Regions from separate parts of the Homo sapiens genome. Here region 1 is linked to region 2. Evidence: chromatin contacts called from ENCODE Hi-C or POLR2A ChIA-PET data. All regions are on one chromosome and are shown on one strand. The core of a region is the stretch at or near the end of the contact, and the rest is flanking DNA. Distances in the headings are between cores, read along the strand shown. Region 1 overlaps PLEKHB1 (pleckstrin homology domain containing B1). Region 2 overlaps FAM168A (family with sequence similarity 168 member A).

Region 1 (2,769 bases), core at 220-2,719, 240 kb before region 2:
ACCAAATCTTTATTAGTCTCGGCAGCAGAACTAATGGAGCCCCCATTTACAGGGGAGCTTTAGTGGGCTAGTCTGGCTACCAGGCAGGGATGTTAGCATTTCTATTGGTGATTGGGATAGAAAGGGGGAAGAGACTGGAAGGGAACCAAAGGGGGAGACTGGTGGACCACCTGAGGGCAGGCACAGATGGGGCTTCCTGGGCTGGTGTAGAGGTGGATCAGGCCCCAGAGGAGAACACTGCCATCTTATTCAGAATGAAGGATGAGACAAAGCCTGAGAGGGTGACAGTCACAGCTACAAAGAGAGGGCCGAGCTCCTGGTGTGAGAGGCATTTCTGGACGGAGGCAGCTTTCTAGGGCTGGAAGTCTCAAATAGAACTCACCTGTTCCCCAACCAGGGGTCCCCAGGTTCAGCTCAATTGTTATCATGGGTACCAGCCAGGAAGCTGTTTGTGGGAAGGATGGGACTTGACTCAGGAGTGTTTTAGGTATGGACATGTGTCAGTATTCACAAAACAGGCAATATATTCATTATAGATGCAATCATGAAACTTCCCTCCAGAGAAGGCTCACATCTCCCCTTTCACCTAGGAAGCTCCTTAGCTTGAAGGCCCACCACGGTCTGATCCCAGCCTCCACCCCAGCCCAAATGAACTCCCATTTAATTCCTTGGACATGCCATGACGTTCACGGCTCTGCATACTTGCCAATAACTGTTCTTCCAGCCTACCTGTCTTGCTCCCTGCCCCACCTGTCCTTGTCAAAGGACTGATAACTCTTCAGCTTTGTCAAGTCCTTGTTTACTCCTGTTCTCCCCACCAGGACTCGAGCTCCCTAAGGAGAGAGCAGAGAGCCCGATTCATGTTGTGTCTACAGCGCCTGGGGAACTCGAAGCCAAATGAAGTCGTATTTGCTGTGCCCTGTTGTGTTTAGAGGAAATGTATCCATAAATGTCTATAACAGATTTTGGGGGTGTCTAGTGGTAGATGTGAAGACTTCAAGCGATGTTTGTACCTGTGATGATAGCTTCTTCCCATGTGGGGATTAAGGGTAGGGAGTGGGGGGAATGGTCCAAACCCGGAAGGAGCTAATGGAGAGGATAGGGCCAAAGTGGGACAGGGCTTGGATGGTAGAGGATGGGGTCCAGGAGGAAGAGGAGTCTAGCAATCCAAGCGCAGGGGTCAGTGCTCCGAGTCCCAGGGCTCAGAACCAGCAGGGCGACCACATGAGCGAGCCCAGCGCCGCCCCAGTGGCGGCTCCCGCAAGCATGCCCATGGCCAGAGGGGCGCCGGCGCTGTAGCAGGGATCCTCCCGCACTATCACGTGCGTCACGCCAGGGCCTGCAGAGGGAGACAGCCCATGAGGATCAGCGACTTAGGAGGGAGTAGAGTGATCTTCGTACCCTTCCTGCATCACTCCAGCCCAACCCAGTGTAAGGCGCCGAACCCACTCTCCTGCTCCCCAGTCAAAGAACAGATCTAGACGCGGGAAGAGCTCCACCCTACGGCTCCCAGGCCTTGGATCGGCTACGGATGTCCCGGAACCTACGGGTCCGCTACGGCAGGCTAGGGCGGAGCAGCGAGGAAACCCTGAGATCGCTAAGCACAACCACCAGGCGCCTAACGATGGGCATTCCCAACCGCCAGGCCCCAGAGCGGGGAGGAGGCAGCATTCCCGCAGTAGCCACCAGGGGCCGCTACCGGCTCAGGAATGGGTATTGCCGACCGCAGGGCTGAGGAGCCATCCCAGAAGGGTGAGGTCAGCTCGAGACGAACGCTGGTTCCAGAGCTCTCCCAGTCTCAGGATGGAGAGGGGCTTGCGGAGAGTTCTGCCTGGGAAAATCCGTGCACGCTAAAAGGATGAAGCCTGGTCCGGACTTACGGACCGTGGGCTGGGCCTGGCGCTGAATCGGTGCTGGATCGAGGCAAGCCCCGGGGCACGCTGGAGACTTACCTGCGTAGGGCGGTCCGTAGTAGCTGCGGACATACGTGGCCTCGTGTGCATTGGGGGGCACCACCTCGTAGTAGTCTTGGTACGGGCTGTAGACGCGCACCTGGGGAATCCAACCATGTCAGGTGCCCAGGAACTCCCTGGCCCGGATTTGGTCCCCTACCCCCACGCCTGGCACAGGCCTCTCTGGGATCCATGGAGCCACCTCCCCAAGTTTAGAAATGGGCCTCCAGCCACTAGCAAGCTCTTGGAGAAAGGCCCTGCCCTCCCCACAAGGTCCACGGTCCTCTAAAACTTCTGCCCTACATCCAGCTCCCAGTGACACCCATTCTCCAACTCTGGCCTCCCACCTAGCTCAAAAAATTCTCTATGGCTCCCAATTTCTCCTTATAGGTAGTCTAATATTTGCTAGCAGCTCTACAATAATGCCACTTGAAAGACCCAGCTCTACTAGTCACAAGGAGGGGAACATGGCCAAGCCCCAGGCCCAGGAAATAAACAGGGGTTGGGGAGGAAGGAAGGGAAAGGAAGGATAGGGATGAGAAGTAACTAAAATACAGTTATGCGTCTTTTAAACAACAGGGATACAGTCTGAGAAATGCGTCCTTAGGCAATTTTAGTTATGTGAATATCATAGAGTGTACTTACAAACAAACCTAGGTGGCACACACCTAGAGTATATGGTATATCCTATTGCTCCAAGCCAACAAACCTGTTCAGCAGGCTACTGCCCTGAATACTGTAGGCAATTGTAACACAATGGTATTTGTTATCTAACTAATCATATATAAATGTAGAAAATGTAATGCATTGCCCTACG
Region 2 (2,700 bases), core at 167-2,666:
ACACACACACACACACACACAGCATATTTTGGAATCCTACACACACACACACATACACACACACACAGCATATTTTGGAATGCTGGCCTCTGGATTCACAGTGCAGATTTCCTGACTGGGGGACTTCCTACCATGGAGAAGCTGGCTCAAGGTCAGAAAGGACAGTGTAGGTTACTCTCACCTTCCTGCCAGAGCTAGCCATTTGTGATGCACAGAGGTGCCTTCAGAAGGAACCAGGCTCTTAGGTTTAAATTTCTTTCAGCTGCTTTAAGGAGACCCAGAAGTTGCTTGAGAGAGAGCTATTTTTAGCAGCTCTGAATACCCTGAGATGTCATCTGTCCAGGATGCAGGGAAACATTTCACTCTTTTCATTGGTTCTGAAAGCAATGTGGGTATTTGGAGCTTTTTCCCAAGCTCTTAATGATTTCAGGGATCTTATTTAAGAACTCTTTGGCCCCACAAGAGGTAGGAGCCAATCAAGACTTGGCTTTCAGAATCGAGGGACCTATTAATGGTAATCTGGCTTGAAAATAAATGAAGGGACGGATAAACAGGTTAACTAATACAGATAAAAATAAAATAACCTCCTCATGAGAATCTTTTGACAAAACATTTTCCCCTATTGTCTCATTTGATTTCACTGCATCCCTATAAAGTACAAATACATTATTCCCATTTTACATACAACAAACTTGGAGAAGGGTAGGGAAAAGGAATTTGTGCTTTCTGAACAGCTGCCCTGTTCCAAGCCCTGCACAAGTCATGTTACAAACATTCATTTTTACCTTAGTCTTGTGAGTTGGGGCTTCTTGCCTCCAACTTTGTTCAAACAGGTTAAATAAGTTGCCCAAAGTTATACAGCTAAAAACCAGTAGATTTGGGAGGGCAAGGCGGGGGGATCCCTTGAGGCCAAAGGTCAAGACCAGCCTGGGCAACATGGTAAGACCCTGTCTCTACAAAAAATTAAATTTTAAAAAACAGGCAGGCTTGGTGGCATGCACCTGTAGTCTCAGTTACTTAGGAGGCTGAGACAGAAGGATCACTTGAGCCCAGGAGCCGGAGGCTGCATTGAGCTATCATTGCACCACTGCATTCCAGCCTGGGCAACAAAGTGAGACACTGTCTCCAAAAAAGGCAGTATAGCTGGGATTCAAACCCAACTTGTCTGACCCTACAACCTGTGCTCCTTCTATAGCACCACAGTGACCCAGAGGCTTCAGGGATGGAGTGCCTCTGCACTGGTCCTATCTCTTAGAGGTTTTACAGACAGCTCTTTAGAGGCCAAAGATGGTGATATTGTCTCTGAACCTTCACTTCCTCTAACACATCTGCCATATGTGAAATCCCTCTGCAGTTCCTGGGAGAACTGAAATGTATTCTTATAACAGACAAGCAAAAAGCAGGAACTTGGGCTTGTTCACATCCGGCAGCTCTGGGTCAGCTGTCTGGAAGACACTATGGCATCCAGGGAGGGGCTCTCTGCATTGAATGGACTTTCCCAGATGACATGTCTGTCACCCTCTCTAGGGTAAAGGTGTTTTACATCTTTATTTACTGCTTTTGTGAAGCTGGGGGGAAACTGCTATTGCAAAACAAAGTCTGTTTATGTAACTGCAATGTATACAACTTTGCACAAATTCTTAGTGGTAATTTCAACTAACATTTCTATCCAACAGAGTTTCAGTTCCTGCATTCAGCTTATGGTAGGAAAGCTATTTTTCCTCATCTGTATTACAGCCTATGAATGTGTTCTCTCGTAACAATGGTAGATCCCCTCTCCTCTCCTCCCCAAATCCCATCCCCTAGGCTTGGGCTCCCCCCAGGTGGCTCAGCAGCAGTTCCTAAAGCATGCAGGAACGTGTCTGATGGTGCAAAAATCATGGGTTGGAGACACACATGAACCGTCCCTAGGGCAGCAGCAAAGGATCATGGCACTAAAAGGCGTCTCTCAACCTAACCTGGCTGCCGAATTCAAACAAACAAATGAATAAAAATTCCAGGGCCTGTATGCAGCTCCTCAGTTGGCTTTGTGGTAGCCTCTGTGAAGGAGTACCTGGATTATGCCTATTAGAACCCAAAAAACTAGTCTGCCCCAGGATCAGATTTTCCATCTCCATCGGCAGTCTGACATGTTTGAAGACCTGGTTGACTTTAGATACAATATGTTCCCTTAGCCCAGAACTTGAGCTCTGGGCTCATTTTCCTAGAAGATGGTGAGAGGTGGGGGGGGCAGCGTGCTGATAAATGAGGGACCAGAACTGGGTTCTCTGGACAGTGTGGACTCCAGGCCCAAGGCACCACGGGAACTTCTGGGCACCTGTGAGGGTCCCAACAGTATAACTTGACTAGGTCCTTTTTGTCATAGACAGGAAGGGACCATGGGAGGGACTTGCAACTTTCACCACCCTCACCTGGGCTGCTCAGGAAAATGTTTTTGTAAAATTTCTGCACCCTTTCTCAACTTTTAACCTTGAATTATTTGGATGCTGGAAATTGAATTTGTGTGTCGCGCATCTGTCAGGAGATGAGCTGTGAAATTTCTCCTTGCCACTGCTGTGGGCTGTGTGATCTTGGGCAATTTACTACTGTCTCCAGGCCATAGATAAATTGTTTAATTTCACATGATCTCTGAGGTCCCTTTAAATGCTAATACACTGTCCTCTTATAATTTTATTACTTCAATTTTGTTAGTTGCAGACC

What was found. A loop is a pair of places that touch in the nucleus more often than their neighbours do. ChIA-PET counts read pairs that join two places held with the same protein, here RNA polymerase II (POLR2A). Pooled maps may share reads with other maps.
Region 1: a loop to region 2 is called in a map of esophagus squamous epithelium, with 4 times the contacts of the local background. The contact joins two enhancer-like sites. A Hi-C loop is called at or near these places in 6 of 168 maps with a recorded cell type or tissue (GM12878, OCI-LY7, Right ventricle myocardium superior and 3 more), 5 of 37 single-sample maps with no recorded cell type and 4 of 50 pooled maps. POLR2A ChIA-PET finds 5 or more read pairs at or near these places in 4 of 52 experiments (A673, AG04450, K562 and 1 more).

Annotation. Positions count from the first base shown.
Region 1 is chr11:73,660,036-73,662,804 of GRCh38, reverse strand. It overlaps PLEKHB1 (pleckstrin homology domain containing B1), which reads right to left. Exons shown (of 8, transcript NM_021200.3): 7 at 1,953-2,052; 8 at 1-1,339. The coding sequence ends at 1,203. Among named protein-coding and RNA genes, the nearest start is that of PLEKHB1, 15 kb to the right of the region's middle. RefSeq lists enhancers at 837-1,679, 1,680-2,524 and a silencer at 1,603-1,774. Within about 2 kb of position 1,469, at least 5 of the 41 ENCODE cell types and tissues checked have a DNase peak (open chromatin) inside an H3K27ac peak, as active enhancers do.
Region 2 is chr11:73,424,025-73,426,724 of GRCh38, reverse strand. The region is part of intron 3 of FAM168A (family with sequence similarity 168 member A); the gene reads left to right. Among named protein-coding and RNA genes, the nearest start is that of RELT, 49 kb to the right of the region's middle. Within about 2 kb of position 1,416, at least 4 of the 41 ENCODE cell types and tissues checked have a DNase peak (open chromatin) inside an H3K27ac peak, as active enhancers do.